Linked DNA regions of Homo sapiens: region 2 is linked to region 1. A link is a loop called in an ENCODE intact Hi-C map of the cell type or tissue named here. Cell type or tissue: heart left ventricle. All regions are shown on one strand.

Region 1 (8,000 bases):
GAACTAGGGAAAAAAACAAGTTATGAAAAATTTTCAAGTTTTTCTCAAAAGAAAGTATATGGAAAAGTCCACTTAGCAAAAGATTAGGTTTGTATTTTTTAAGAAATGTATGTTGGGATTGCAAAACTGTCCATTTTATTTATATTATGATTCTTGATATTTTAAATATTTTATTTAACTGTGGGGGCTATGATCAATTGATTAAAATAAAGCCCTAGCTTTTGCAAGTTTCATGCCATGGAAAAGTCAATACAGCCTCAATTTTACAATTTAATAACTAACCTGCACAATGTGCACATGTACCCTAAAACTTAAAGTATAATAAAAAAAAAAGAAACTTAAAAAAAAAAAAAAGAAATAGAAAAGAAAATACTTTCACTACCTTTCTGACATACAAACATTCCTGGATGTCTTTCCCCTTCTCATTAGTAAAAATTCCATAAGTATTAAAACCTTATACATTCTTTTATTTAAAAGGCATTGTATCATGCTATTTTTTATTTTGGAATCTTTTAAGAGTGATGAAAAGATATATTTAATGAAACCTCTAAAGATATCATAGTACTTTAAACCAGAGAACAACTTAGCATAATATTATGCTAAATAGGACTACACTTATATATGTAGGTGGCTTCTCCAACAATTTAGAAGTGAGGGAAATAAAGTTACCTCCTATGAATTATATTTCCTTAATTAAGACCAGCTTGAATGTATTTAATCTTTAGTAATAATAAATAATTTAAAAGCAGAATGGTTAATATAGCATAGAAGTCAAAGGAATAAACCATGAAAGTGTGTATGTCTAGCTGTCTTCAGAAAGATGCTGAGTGGGAGCTATACGAATATGCCTGTTCCTCAGAGAGGAGATCTGAACTGTGTTAGGGATGCATTATTCTTCTGGGCTTGACACTTAGAAATAGGAAATGACCAACTGGTTAATAAATAAGAAGTGTTACAGCGTACCACCTACATTTTCCTTACCTCTGAAACAGAACCACTAGTAAGTAACTTCTACTTTCCTTGTCTTGGAGTATTTTTCACCCTTTCCTGGTTGAAATATAGTATCTATATAATTCTGCTTCTAACATGGTCATGGAGATGCCTAAGTGCTAGAATGTCTCTGTATCCGACTCTCTAAGGGAGGCCAATGAAAATCCTAAGGTTCCAAGAGTTCATTAGGATGGGATGGATGGCAAAGACCAGTGGTTTCAGCGATAAGCTGATGTAGCCCAATTCTCCAGAAAATGCAATCTAGTGATGACTGCATTTTGATTAGAGGGGGCTTCCTATTGGAGAGGGCAGTGTAATGCTTGAGACCCATGTTAAATCAAAAGGTGGCTTTTTGAACAGCCTGTTTCACATGTGACTCAATGGTCTCAAGATACTGCCAGTCTATCTGTTTTCTTTGACATGATCTAGGATTCTGAAAGTCCAAGGATATACAAAAGTGGGGTACTGAAAATGTTACCAGTATGTGGTAGCAAATTCAGACAACATTCAGGATAAATTAGTCTGTTCCCTCCTATTGTTGATCTCTTTATCTTTTTATCCTATATTGTAGGTTCTTTATCTTCTCACTTTTGAAAAATTTTTAAACTTTCATCTATTATATTTATTTTTCCCATACTGTTTAACTATTTTTGTAAATGGTACCATGGTTTTATTTCATGAATTCAATATTTTTCATTATTTTTCTAAGGATAATAATTTTAGTTTTTAAGTTTTTCTGCCCCGTGCATTTTCTCTCTTATTTTGAGTTACTGTGTATGAATGGTGGTGTCTTTTTCTGAGTTTTGGTCTTCTTTTTGGAGTTAGAATGATTTCTTTTTTTCTTTTTTTTTTTGGTGGGGGGTGGGGATGGAGTCTTACTATGTTTTCCAGGCTAGAGTGCAATGGCGCGATCTCGGCTCACTGCAACCTCCACCTCCCAGGTTCAAGCAATTCTTGTCTCAGCCTACTAAGTAGCTGGGGCTACAGGTGCATGCCACCACACCTGCTTAATTTTTGTATTTTTAGTAGAGATGGAGTTTCACCAGGTTGGCCAGGCAGGTCTTGAACTCTTGACCTCAGGTGATCCACCCACCTCGGCCTCCCAAAATACTGGGATTACATGTAAGAGCCACTGTGCCTGCCCAGGAGTTAGAATGATTTCTTTTCTTTTCTTTTTCTTTTTTTTTTTTTTGTGCCACGGTCTCCCTCTTTCACCCAGGCTGGACAGCAGTGGCGCGATCTCGGCTCACTGCAAGCTCCTTCTCCCGGGTTCACGCCATTCTCCTGCCTCAGCCTCTTGAGTAGCTGGGACTACAGGTGCCCGCCACCACGCCCGGCTAATTTTTTGTATTTTTAGTAGAGACGGGTTTTCACTGTGTTAGCCAGAATGGTCTCGATCTCCTGACCTCGTGATCTGCCCGCCTCGGCCTCCCAAAGTGCTGGGATTACAGGTGTGAGCCACCGTGCCCGGCCTAGAATGATTTCTGACTGCCTCCAAAGTAAGGCAGTAAAGCATTGTGTCTGCTAGACCAGCTATAATATTGAGGTATCCCCAAATCTATCATTTTCTTTTTCTTTAGAGAAGATTCTTCAATCTTCTGCCTTGATGGGCGGAGCATAGCCAGTCAGGATGGGTGAAGAGGTCTCACTCTTAGGCATGAGTGCTGCACCTCACCACTTACCCTCTGTGCCTGTTTCTGAGCCAAGACCGTTCTGGTATGATTTCTGCAGGGTATAAACCTCTCACTTCTTGCAGGGGTATAGAAGGAGTAGTCACCATGGTTCAACAGGGTGAAAGAGGGACTAGTTCCTCTGATAGCTCTATGTCTAAAGTGTCAGCCTCATATGTTTTAGCTGTCTTCGGTCTCTCATTTCTTACTCTCCTTGGCATCACAATTTCTGGCTGCAGCCCTTAGCCTTTCCTGGGTTCTGGGAGGTGAATCAGCTTGTTTCTTTTATGGTACTTTTTGTATTCAGATGCTAGTTTTCCACTTTCTCCACTCTCGTAGGTTGCTTACCATTCCCCTATCTGCTTTTCAGTTTCAAATATGGATTGCTAGTACCCATCACTATGTCCGCTCCTACCCTCTTTGTTCTTGAGTGTTTACTACTTTTCTTTCTTTAGTCTCTTTCTCGAGTCATGTCAAGATATTTGTAGCCCAATTCATGTTTGTCCATATGCCCAGGTTTAACTTCCATTGGAGTGTGCATTACAACAGAAAGGAAAGCTTATAACAGGCTTGGACAGGGTTTCCTGGGCCACTCCTTTCTTTGGTGAAGCTGTTTCCTCAGATCTTAACACCAGAAGTAGCCTATTACTTCCATGCCTTCATATCACAATGCAGACTCTGGTCCCAGAAAAAAGGAGGGCTGTGTTTCCTTCCCCCACAGTCTCATTTCCTGTCCTGGTATTACTTGCACTCCACAGGAGGACATGATCCAGCATTGTGGTCCCAAAGTTAAACAGTTGTCTGACTGCTTCACCACACTTCCTGGATTCTGAGTGATTTAGGATTAAGTTACATCACATGTGACATTAGCAGCCCTGGATATATTGCTCCAAGCTCCTTCAATTTGTTTTCAGCCTCTTCTTGGCAGTAGTTTAGAAATCTTGTGGTCCAGGCTAAAGCTGGTTCTCCCTCGTTAAAGACAATCAGAGACAATGTGTAGGAATGATGATCAATGGAATAGAACTAGCGCCTAGTACTTGTAGAGCAGTTACAACCATTTCAGCTCAGGGAACTGAGAAAAGCAGTCTTTTTCTTTCTTCCTTCCCTTCTCCTCCTCCTCCTCTTCCCTCCCTCTCCTGCTTCTCTTCCCTCTCTCCCTCCCCATCCTCCTCCTCTTTTCTTCTTTACTGACCATGAGGAACAAAGAGGTCCCGGCCTTCCCTTGGAGGAATCCTGCTCTGTTACAATTCTGAAAGCCAGGAAGATCTCCATTACCTCCAACCTAAATTGCCTCTGACTTAATTCAATGCTATTTTATTGCATTCAGTTCACCATGGAAAGGGAAAATATAGTAAGTTTCAATTCCATAGAAATCCTTCATACACTTGAAGATGATCCTTAAGCCACTCCAGGTTTTCTTTCTGTAGCCTAAGCAGCCCTGACAAAAATCTTTCAGAAATGATTTTTAGGTTGTGTTGGAGGAGTGATATTTCTCTCAATAAAATGTGATCTCGATGCTTCCAGAATTCTTTCATCTCTGTTGCTTTTCTGGCCATGTGATTTTTTTTTTTCTAACTAGGCATGTATTTCAATCCTACTTTATAAACCTCATTTACAATGTTTAGCACTTACATACTCAAAACATATGGGCCTTAAAAAATATACAACTTTACTCTAAATTAAAGCAGACACCACAGCAATTCAAAAGTGATCACTGACTGACTTTGGTCTTATGAAAACAAACCTTGGTCTCTCAGGCTGAGTTTCTTCTTTCAGAGGGTCACAATTGAGACTGTGTATAGAAGAGTGTTTTTGTGCAGACACTGCTTGAAAGCAGTTAGCATTAAGTGTGCCTGTGTGGTTAGTGCAAGCTAAACAAAGAAACTGTAGAAGCACAGCTTTAATCAAGTCCAGTTGAGAACAAAGTCTTAGGGATTGTGTCTGGGATAAGAAGAATTATACTGAAAAGCAGTTTTCTGCAAGCTTCTCTAACAACATACATGTATCTCACAGTTTCTGTCTTCAGTGAGAAAATACGCCATAAAATGACTAATACCTGCCCATGGTATTTCTTCTTTATTTTTAATTTTTGTGGGCCCATAATAGTTATACATATTTATAGTGTACATGTGATATTTTGATACAAGTGTATGATATATAATAATCAAATCTGAGTAATTGGGATATCATTCACCATAAACATTTATTATTTCTTTGTGTTGGGAACATCATAACTCTTCTCTTCCTAGCTATTTGGAAATATACAAAAAATTATTATTAACTATAGTCTACAAAAAATTATTGTTAACTATTGTGCTACTGAACACTAGAGTTTTATTCATTCTATCTAACTGGCTTTTGTACCCACTAACCAACCTGTCTTCAATCCTTGCCGCCACAAACCTTCCCAGCCTCTGGTAACCATCATTCTGTTCACTACCTCCATAAGATCAATTTTTTAATCTCCCACATATGAGTGGAAAACATGAAATATTTATCTTTCTGTGCTTGACTTATTTCAGTTAATGTAATGTCCACCAGTTCCATTCATGTTGCTGCAAATGACAGGATTTCATTTTTCTTTAGGGCTGAATAATATTCCATTGTGTAAATATACTACATTTTCCTTATTAATTTGTTGATGAAGACTTAGGTGGATTCCATATTTTGGCTATTGTGAATAGTGCTGCAATAAACATGAGAGTGCAGATATCTCTTTGATATACTGATTTCCCTTTTTTTTTTTTTTTGGCTGTACGTACAGCACAGTGGGATTTTTGGATCATATGGTAATTCTATTTTTAGCTTTTTGAAGAACCTCCATTCTCTCTTCCTTAGTGCCTATGCTAATTTAAATTCTCATCAACAGTCCATGAGTATTTCCTTTTCTCCACATCTTCACTAGCGTAGGGAATTTTCTGTCTTTTTGATAATAGCTATTTTAGCTGAGTAAGATGATAGCACATTGTAAGTTGATTTGCATTTCCCTGATAATTAGTGATATTGATCATTTAAAGAATATACCTGTTGGCCATTTGTATGTATTCTTTTGAGAAAAGTCTATTAAGATCTTTTGCCTTTTTTAAATGAGATTTTTTTTCTTTTTCTTTTTTCTTTTTTTTGCTATTGAGTTGTTTGAGTTTCTTATGTGTTCTGGTTATTAATCCCTTGTTGAATAGTTTGCAAATATTTTCTCCCATTATGTGAATTGTCTCTTCACTTTGTTGATTGTATTTTTTGCTGTGCAGAAACTTTTTACCTTGATGTAATCCCATTTGTCAATTTTTGCTTTGGTTGCCTATGCTTTTGGGGTCTAACTCAAAAAAATCTTTGCCCAGACCAATGTTCTGAAGCATTGCTCTAATTTTTTTCTTCTAATAGTTTCATAATTTCAGTTGTTAGGTTTAAGTCTTTCATCAATTTTGGTTTTATTTTTCTACGTGGTGAGAGATAGTAGTCTAGTTTCATTCTTATGCATGTAGATATACAGTTTTCCCAGAACAATTTATTGAAGAGACTTTTTCCTCATATAGATTATTGATGCCTTTATTGAAAATGAGTTGGCTGTAAATATGTGGATTTATTTCTGAGTTCCCTATTCTGTTCCATTGGTCTATATTTCTGCTTTTGTGCCAGCACCATGCTGTTTTGGTTACTATAGCTTTGTAGTATATTTTGTAGTGTAGTAGTATGATGCTCTTGTTTTTGCTAAAAATAGCTTTCATTATTCTGGGTATTTTGTATATTCATACAAATTTTAGGATTGTTTTTTCTATTTCTGTGAACAGTGCCATTGGTATTTTGAAAAGGTTTGCATTTTATCTATAGAATGCTTTGCTTAGTAAGATCATTTTCAAAACATTAATTCCTCCAAAACATAAACATGAAATGTCTTTCCCTTTTTGAGTACTCTTCAATTTCTTTTATCAGTGTTTTACAGTTTTTATTGTAGAGATCTTCCATGTCTTTGGTTAAGTTTATTTCTAGATGTTTTATTTTTATAGCTCTTGTTAATGGATTGCTTTCTTGATTTCTTTTGTAGATTGTTTGCTGTTGGCATACAACATGCTACTGATTTTTGTATGCTAATTTTTGTATCCTGCAATTTTACTGAATTTCTTTATTAGTTCTAACAGTTTTCTGGCAGAGTCTTTAGGTTTTTCTAAGCATAAGATTATGTTGTATGCAAACAAAGAAAATTTGAGTTCTTACTTTCCCTTTGGATGCCCTTTATTGATTTTCTTGCCTAATTTCTCTGACTAGGACTTCTAGTACTATGCTGAATAAAAGTGGCAAAGTAGGTATTCTTATCTTTTTCCAGATCTTAGAGGGAAGACTTTTAATTTTTCCCCCATTGAGTATAATGATAGCTGTGGGTTTATTGTATATGGGCTTTATTATTTGAGATATGTTCCTCCTATAACCAGTTTTTTGAGAGTTTTTATCATGAAGGAATATTGAATTTTATTGAATGCTTTTTTGGCATCTATTGAAGTGATCATATAATTTTTATCTTTGATTCTGTTAATGTGATGTATCACATTTATTGATTCATGTATGTTGAACCATCCTTGCATGCCTAGGATAAATCCCACTTGATCATGATAAATTCTTCTGCAGCACAACAGATGTGTTTTGGAATTCAATTTCCCAGTATTTTGTTGAGAATTTTTATATCTATGTTTATCAGTGATATGGGCCTGTAGTTTTGTTGTTGTTGTTGTTGTTTTGTTTTTGTCTGATTTTGGCATCAGGGCAAGCCTGGCCTCATAGAATGAGTTTGGAAGTATTTCCTCTTCCTCAGCGTTTTAGAATAGTTTGAGTAGAATTGTTACTATTTCTTCTCTAAATGTCGGGTAGAATTCAGCAGCGAAGCCATCAAGTCTTCAGTTTTTCTTTGATGAGAGACTTTTTATTATTGCTTTCATCTTGTTACTGGTTAGTCACATGTTTGGGTTCTTTATTTCATCATGGTAAAATCTTAGTAGGTTTTATGCCTCTAGGAATTTTTTCCTTTTGTCTAGGCTTTCCAATTAATTGGAATATAATTGCTGATAATAGTCTCTAATGATCCTTTGAGTTTCTGTAGTAATGTTTCCTTTTTCATCTCTGATTTTATTTATTTGAGCCTCTCTTTTTTTCTTATTTATTTGAGCCTCTCTTTTTTTCTTAGTCTGTCTAAAGGTTTGTCAATTTTGTTTATCTTTTCAAAAAAATCCAACTTTTTGTCTTGTTGATCTTTTGTATTTTTCTATAGTCTCAATTTTATTTATTTCTGGCTGATTTTTTAAATTTATTTTCTTATACTAATTTTGAGTTTGCTTTGTTCTTGCTTTTCTA
Region 2 (8,000 bases), 250 kb after region 1:
AGAGAATGGCAAGCTCATCACTATGGCTTAGGCCAGTGATTATTAAGGAGAGAGATTCTATATTAATGGCCTAAACAAACAGTATCAACATCGCATAGGCACTGGTTAGAAATGCAAATTCCTGAGTCTGCCCCAAATCTACTGAATCAGAAACTCTGAGATCAGGACCCACCTGTCTGTGTACTAACAAACCCTGAAGGTAATTCTCATACATGTTCCAGTTTGAGAACAGCTAGGCTAGGCTGTAGCAGACAAATCTGACCACCACACCAGAACAATGGCACAAAGGAATTACACATCAATGCATATCTTGGCCTCCATGCAGCAGAGTGTGTGCAGGTACCGTATAAGAATGGGCCTGCCACAAAGCTCCTATAGAATCCTCTGTCCTATATGGTACAGCCTCATATCTTTTGCCCAGGTCACAGTGACAGAGACCACAGTACCTAAAACGGGCCCTGCACGGGGAAGTAGTGAGCATCAGCTTCCCTCTCTCTGCTTCATTAGCAGTTTCAAAAGGGAAAGAAAACTGTAGGTTGGAAAAGAGTTATGTGGTGGAAACAGGAAGGATGTGAAACTATCAGCTCACAGCTATGAAGAAAGCAGCTGACATAGTTGACACCTGCCTCAGGGACAATTTCTGAACCCCCCCCGCCAAGAACTATGCTGGGAACAAAATTGTCTCAGGAAAGGCAAGGGTTTCATCAATTGCTCTGGTTGAGGTTGAGTTATTTACCTAAGGAAATAGCTTTCAAATGTTTCCCCAATTGTCCTATATACTGAGCTCAAGCATCTGCAACCTTCTTTCCACTCCTCCTTTTTACTGTCTTTTCCTTCTCCATCCACTTTTTTTGTTTCATTGCTCCTTCTCCCTCATCTTTCTCTTCTGATATAATGAAGCTGAATTTTAGGCAAAGAAAGTAAATGCTTGGTATTAAGTTATTCCATTTGTTGTTGCTAGGAGATGGCCTCAAAACCTTTTTCCCTTGGGGGGACTCAGGTGGTCCTACAACAGCATGACCAGCAGGAATCAGTAGTGCTTATAAACACGATCTGACAGCTCTTCTTCTGTCATCAGGTGATGGCAGGAGCCAACAGGATGATTTGTTGTTCTCTGCTACCACATCTTCAGCTGTTTTTGTGGATGAAGAATGGAACGCCAAGAGTTGAAAGGGAAAATTATTACTGATATTTAAGGCACAAGGGGCAACCTCATGATATCCTTGAAACCACAAGAATCACTTCCTATGAGTTAACAGGAGAACATTGAATCGACTTGCAAGTTGCTTTTTAGATATGCTTTCTATCCTGTTAGTTGCATGGCCTATTGCAATGGCCCAGAATTAGCCTGCATATATCATAAAGGTGCCTCCAGTTGGCCATATATATATAGTATAGAATACATTTATTGATTATCTTCTGATGCTCTCATTCCCCTACTAGACTCTTCCAGGAAATGGTCCAAGTCTTGCTTATCTTTGAATCTTTAACTCAGTTCCTGGCAAACAGTAAATCTCGATTTGAATTCAATTGAAATTACAGGTAATCTAAGGTGAACTATGAAATAAACTTATAAGTAGTATTTTTCAAAGAAATTCTTAGTAACTAATTGCTTAAAGGCAAATGATTTGGCTTTTTCTTCATTTTTTTGCCTTTTACTCTAGAGAGGCTGACACCTACCCTACCCAGCAAGCATAATGTTAATTTTCACTTCCTGTCTTTCCCTCATATTTTCACCCCTATAGAAGAGACTCTGTAAGGCATTTTATAATTAATTTGTTAATTGTCTATTTTATTGATAAAGTAATTTTGCAAAGAAGAATGCTTTATACATATTCTCAAATGTAAGGTAATCTATATAATCTTTTTACTGTTTGACTTTTTATGAGATCAGTAAGATGGTAGTAAAGAGGTAAATTTTTACACTGGTTATATTTAATCATAATCAAACCTCTATGACAAAAATGATATTGTGTATTATTTATTTTTTTGCATCAGGAATTACTTCAAAATGTAGCAGATTAAAATAATAAATACTTATTGTCTCATACAGTTTCTGAGAGTCAGGGATCCAGGAATTAGATGAGTATTTCTGGTGTAGAGTTTCACATTAATATAGAGTCAAGATGGTGGCCAAGACTGCAGTCATCTGAAGGCTTGACTGGGGCTGGAGAATCTGCTTCCCTAGAATGCTCATTCTCTGTCCCAAGAATGCTCACTCACTGTGGCTGGAAACCTCAATTCTTTGCTGGATGTTGACCAAAGGCCCCAGTTTCTTACCATGTGGATCTTTGATGGTAAGAAAGGTCCTCATGACATGGTATCTAACTTCCCTGATAGCACATGATCAAAGAGAGAAGAAATGAGAGACACACAGACAGACAGAGAGAGAAAAGCCCCAACCATAGTGCCTTTTATGATCCAGTCTTCAGAACTACACTGCCATTTCTGCCACATTTTATTCATTAAATATAAGTCAGTAAGCACAGCCCACACTCAAAGGGAAATAATCAAGTTCCACCTGTTGAAAGGAGGCGTAGCTAAGAATATGTGCACATATTTTAACTCCACAACCATGGGTTTACAACTTTAACTGAACAAACACTTCTTTCAAAAAGAAACATTCTAACAAATGTAGTTTTTCATAATTACTTATATTCTCAAGACTACAATTCAACAGAAGACAGAATGATTACAACACACATCTCTGAATAATATAGAATGCTATGTTTCTCTTAGTAATCAGATTTATCCAGAAAGTTAACTCTATTATGACAAGATTCAGAATGATATAGATTTAACTTACATTAATGGTAATTGATGTGTAAATGTCAACAAGTGAAATGGCAAGTACAATGTCCTGGATATAGTAAGTAGGGTTTAAGTGAGAAATGAGTAGCTGAAGCAGTGAGTGGTGAAAAAGAGTAGTGATAAGTAAAAATGAGAACAGATCATTATAAGTGGGTCAGATGATACAGATCTTGTAAGCTACGTAAGGACTTGAAATATTACTTTATGAATGGTGGACCCTGAGTGGTTTGGGGCAAGGTGTGGCCTAATCTGATGTATTTTTAAAAATCCCTCTTGATGCTATGTGGAAAATTGACTATAATAGTTTAAATGGAGAAACAGGAAGGCAAGTTAGGAGACCATTGCAAAACTCAGGCTTGGACAAGTGTACTAGTTGTATACTTACTAGCCTGCAGTGTAGGTAATTTAAATCTGACTACCTTTTCAAAGTGGAGCCAAAAAGATCTGTTGATGGAGTAGATGTGAGTTATAAGAAAAAGTAATGATAGTTTTGACCACAGACATTGAAATATTGGTGAATCCATTTCCTGGTATGGAGAAAATTATAGGCAGATCAGATTTGGAAAGGAAAAGCAAAAGGTTGTTCAGAATAAATTAAATTTTATATGCATAATAGAAATATTACCAGTTGAGATAAACTATGATGAAGAACCAACAATCCCAAAGTACCATTGGCTTAGTAAGACAATTTATTACTCACTCTTGCTTCAAATCCTCCAGGGTTGGCAGCAGGCCATACCCACTTCAGTCACTCAGAGAGCCAATCTGATGCAGGCTGTCTGTAGACACATGCTTCCCCAATAGACAGCAAAGACAGGAACAGGAATGTGGCCATTACACTGTGGCTCTTTAAGGTTTCTCACGTACATAACATAAAATACTTTCCTGGCTAACAACATGGGTATGAGGGTTCTGAGAAATGCAATTGTACCATGTACCAAAGGTAGGAGAGTATTTATGAACAACCTTAACAATCTCCAGAATATCTAAGCAGAGATGTTAATTAAGCTGATGGACACTTGAAATCTAGAATCCAGGAGAGAGGTTGGACAGGAAATAAATATTTGTGATTGGTTGGCATGTAGACAATATTTAAACTTATGACACAGCTGACATCACCAAGGCAGTGAGATACTAGGATTGAGACCTCACAATATCCAGAAGTAGGAATAGGAATTCGGTGAGGAAGTTGGGTGAGGGGTGAAGTGGGAATAGAACCAAAAATATTCAGTATTTGCTTACAAATGCAAGTAACTTTCTATATTTGTTTGAAATAAAAAGTAGAGATTTTTGTCTGGTCATGTGTGTTTTCTCTGTTAAATAAGAAGCAGTTATCAGCTGAAAACAAGAATGAGGAGAATGTAGTGAAGTTTAAAGAAAAGAGAAAAGGTAAGTACTACTATTCATCTATAAGAGTGGCAGTATGGCTTCCATGGGGAAATGGAGAGGAATTTTTAGGCAACACTGGAGGCGTATTTGAGGTTAGACATCATGAGTTTAAAAATCTGTCCACACAGGCCGGGAGCAATGGCTCACACCTGTAATCCCAGCACTTTGGGAAGCCAAGGTGGGCAGATCACTTGTGGTCAAGAGTTTGAGACCAGCCTGACCAACATGGCAAAACCTTGTCTCTACTAAAATACAAAAAAATTAGCCAGGCGTCGTGGTGCACGCCTATAATCCCAGCTACTCAGGAGGCTGAGGAAGAAGAATCTCTTGAACCCTGGAAGTGGAGGTTGCAGTGAGCTGAGATTGCACCACTGCACTCCAGCCTGCACGATGGAAGCGAGACTCCATCTCAAAAAAAAAAAAAAAAAACCTCTCTCTGCAAATTAGCTATGTGATCTCACCATGATCACCTGCTAAGGTTCATGTGAAGAGTAAAGGCCATATATTTTTGTGTGGGTTTGTGTTTGCCAATACACTATGCAGGGAAAGGAAGAAGTAGTTGAGAGTATATATGAAAATGATTGTTACGACTGCCCATGGAACTTAAACTGAGTAAGCTGGGAAGTGAACATTTGAGGAGGGTGGGGAGGCAATGAAAAGTGGGGCAGGAGCAATAGTTTATGGAAAGATCCTGGAGAATTTGAGAAATCCTTAAAGTTGGGGCACTGAAGAAAGTTAGAAGCGTAAGATGTATTCACTATAGATTGGTAAGGTCTAGACTAAATCATGGGAGTGGATGTCTCAGAACGGAGGACAAGATCTTTGGAGGAAACTGTCAAAGACATGGAAGCCAATGTATTAGAGGAATCATTAGTGTAAAGGAGAATGTCAGTGTTGGGAGAGAAGAGCAACTGACAAGAGCACTCCAGGTTCAGTGGGTCCCTTCCTTAATCACAGGGATGGTGGTGCTCAGGCTGGAGGAAGCTTTATTCTCTTTTAAAGGGCAATGGCAATACACAGAGAGCAAGTACAGAGGAAAAGTTTTTCATCTTAACATTTGTTCTGATGAGACAACTATGGGATATCCAGTATGGAGGTGTCTCATAGGCAGTTAGATAAAAAGGACTGGAATTCAGAAGAGATAGTTATGACAGTGAAATATATTTGGATATCCGTAGCATAGAGATAGCTGTTGTAGTTATGAGGATGAATGAAGTCAATATGTGAAAATATGGAGAACTGGGTGGAGGGGGGGAGAACTAAAGGAAGAATGCTGAATGACATGAACATTTGAATGGTATGCAAAAGAAGAGAAAAAACTAACAAAAATGATCAGGGGTAGGAGAACTATCAAAAGAGAATAAAAATTAACACTTTGCTTTTTGGTAGATGATACAAAACTAAAGGCTAAGGTTAAGTTTGAGAGGATAAGGAAACTTTTTAAAAAGTAAGTGAAAAGAAACTTGTTTTAAGTACTTAGGAATAACCAAATAATAAGTGGATAAATAATTTGAAAGAATCTCACCATCTTTCTTTTTTTTCTGAATTTTTCTTTACAAAACGTTAATTAACCAAAAGCAAAAAAGATAAAGAAAGAGAGGTAAAGCAAAAAAGCTCAATTATCAGCCGATGGTAGGCAAGTGATAAGGCTGGCCTTTTCCCATCATTGTAGCCATGGCTTGTTCCACTTAGAGATGGGGTAGATTTCTGTATGGTGGTCTATCAATGCTGTGATGAATTTTATCAGATCATATCACTTTAGCAAACAATGATGTCACCATCTACAGCAGAGGACAGCACTTTAGTGTATGCTACCTTAAGAATCTTCTAGTTCTAGATACTTGAGGAATCGCCACACTGTCTTCCACAATGGTTGAAGTAATTTACATTCCCACCAACAGCATAAAAGCGTTCCTATTTTTCCACAACCTCTCCAGCATCTGTCATTTCCTGACTTTTTAATGATCACCATTCTAACTGGCATTAGATGGTATCTCATTGTGGTTTTGATTTGCATTTCTCTAATGACCAATGATGATGGACATTTTTTCACATGTCTCTTGGCTGCATAAATGTCTTCTTTTGAGAAGTGTCCATCAATGATAGACTGGATTAAGAAAATGTGGCAAATATACACCATAGAATACTATGCAGCCATAGAAAAGGATGAGTTCACGTCCTTTGCAGGGACATGGATGAAGCTGGAAACCATCATTCTCAGCAAACTATCACAAGATCAGAAAACCAAACACCACATGTTCTCACTCATAAGTGGGAGTTGAACAGTGAGAACACATGGACACAGGAGGGGAACATCACACACCAGGGCCTGTGGGGGGTAGGGGGCGGCTGGGGGAGGGATAACATTAGGAGAAATACCTAATGTAGGTGACAGGTTGATGGGTGCAGCAAACCACCATGGCATGTGTATACCTATGTAACAAAACTGCACGTTCTGCGCACGTAACCCAAAACTTAAAGTATAATAAAAAAAAATTTTTTAAAGAATCTTCACAAAAGAACTCTGAAATGTCAGCATGAGCAGATGATGAAGTATCATAGGAATCCATTTTTTGCTGCATTTCTTATTTAATAGAGAAAAGAAATTTCATATGCTGTAATATGTTTCCAATTGGAAATTAAAATCTGATAGACTTAGTTTCAGTTGTGTGTACGAATGTATAAACATTGATGTATGACATTTTAATGAAGGTATACAGATACTGTTAGAGGTTAAGATGCTAAAAACAGCTTGTTCCAAGTTTGTAAGCCCCATATTTCTCAGGTTTCATATTTGTATCTTAAACTCTCACATATTTCAAGTTTACTAAAACTGTCCTCTTGTAATTCCTGTTAAGAGGTACTTTTAAGTTACATAAACAAATATGGTTTTAATTTGTAGTCAACCTTAAAATATCTGGAAAAATCCTGTGAATTCTCCAGCAAGTCTCCAGACAACCACACTAGTTCAAGTTCAAGTTAGGATACTAATTATGCTAAATTTATTCTTAAAGTAAATAAGAAAACATGGCCTGAAAATTTATCATGGCTTTACCATCTAAACCATGGGTAATTGCCTTTCCAATAAAAAGCATTAACTTTTATTGTTAATGTATTAAGATAACATCCTTAATGAAAGATTAATACCATACATTAAAATGTTAATATTAGTCAACACACGCACATGTAGAAACAATTCAGAGAGTCAGTGGCATTTATACTTGATAAGTATAATATTTCTTTAAGCATTATACTCAATGAAAAATATTTCTATTTTAAACTGGAAGGCAATGTTTTTAAGCATCTGAAAAAAACAAATGAACTCATTTTCATTAACAAATAGAAATTGAGCAATATTTCACTCCTTTTTTTTAATCACTGTTTTCTTTACTCAAGAGAATTATTTGACCCTAAATTTTGCTCAGTTTCTGAGTAGATTCTCAATATGTAAGCATTTTCCTTACAATTGAACTGATTTTTCAAGAGTAAATTTCTTGGAGTCTGCAGATTTTCATCTGCAAAGTCACAAGACACTCAATTCAGATTCCCTTTTTACTGAATTTTGATGAAAAACAAAACGTTTTTATGTGGAGACTTCAACTAAGCTATCTCTACAATACAGTTTTACTAAAAATTGTATTCTAGAGAACAATATTATTCTTGATTAACATATACAGCTGTCTGATTAGGCTGGTTTCTTAAAGTCAGGCTTCTCTTTGGTAAGAGACAGCAAGAGAGACATTTTCAGTGTATTGCACAGTTAAATTGGGTAGAAGGAGGATACACAAGCAGGAAACCCT

What was found. Peaks named below come from ENCODE experiments on the same cell type or tissue, not always from the same donor. Only the 100,000 strongest peaks of a DNase experiment are listed, where the experiment ranks them.
Region 2: it touches region 1 in a loop (2.4-fold over the local background); 3 of 110 quality-filtered maps call a loop at or near these places.

What each region holds. Positions count from the first base shown.
Region 1 is chr13:76,451,635-76,459,634 of GRCh38, reverse strand. No RefSeq gene overlaps it. Among named protein-coding and RNA genes, the nearest start is that of KCTD12, 430 kb to the left of the region's middle. In heart left ventricle, no CTCF peak of the experiment used is centred here; no DNase peak of the experiment used is centred here.
Region 2 is chr13:76,206,023-76,214,022 of GRCh38, reverse strand. No RefSeq gene overlaps it. Among named protein-coding and RNA genes, the nearest start is that of LINC00561, 270 kb to the right of the region's middle. In heart left ventricle, no CTCF peak of the experiment used is centred here; a DNase peak (open chromatin) is centred at 3,542.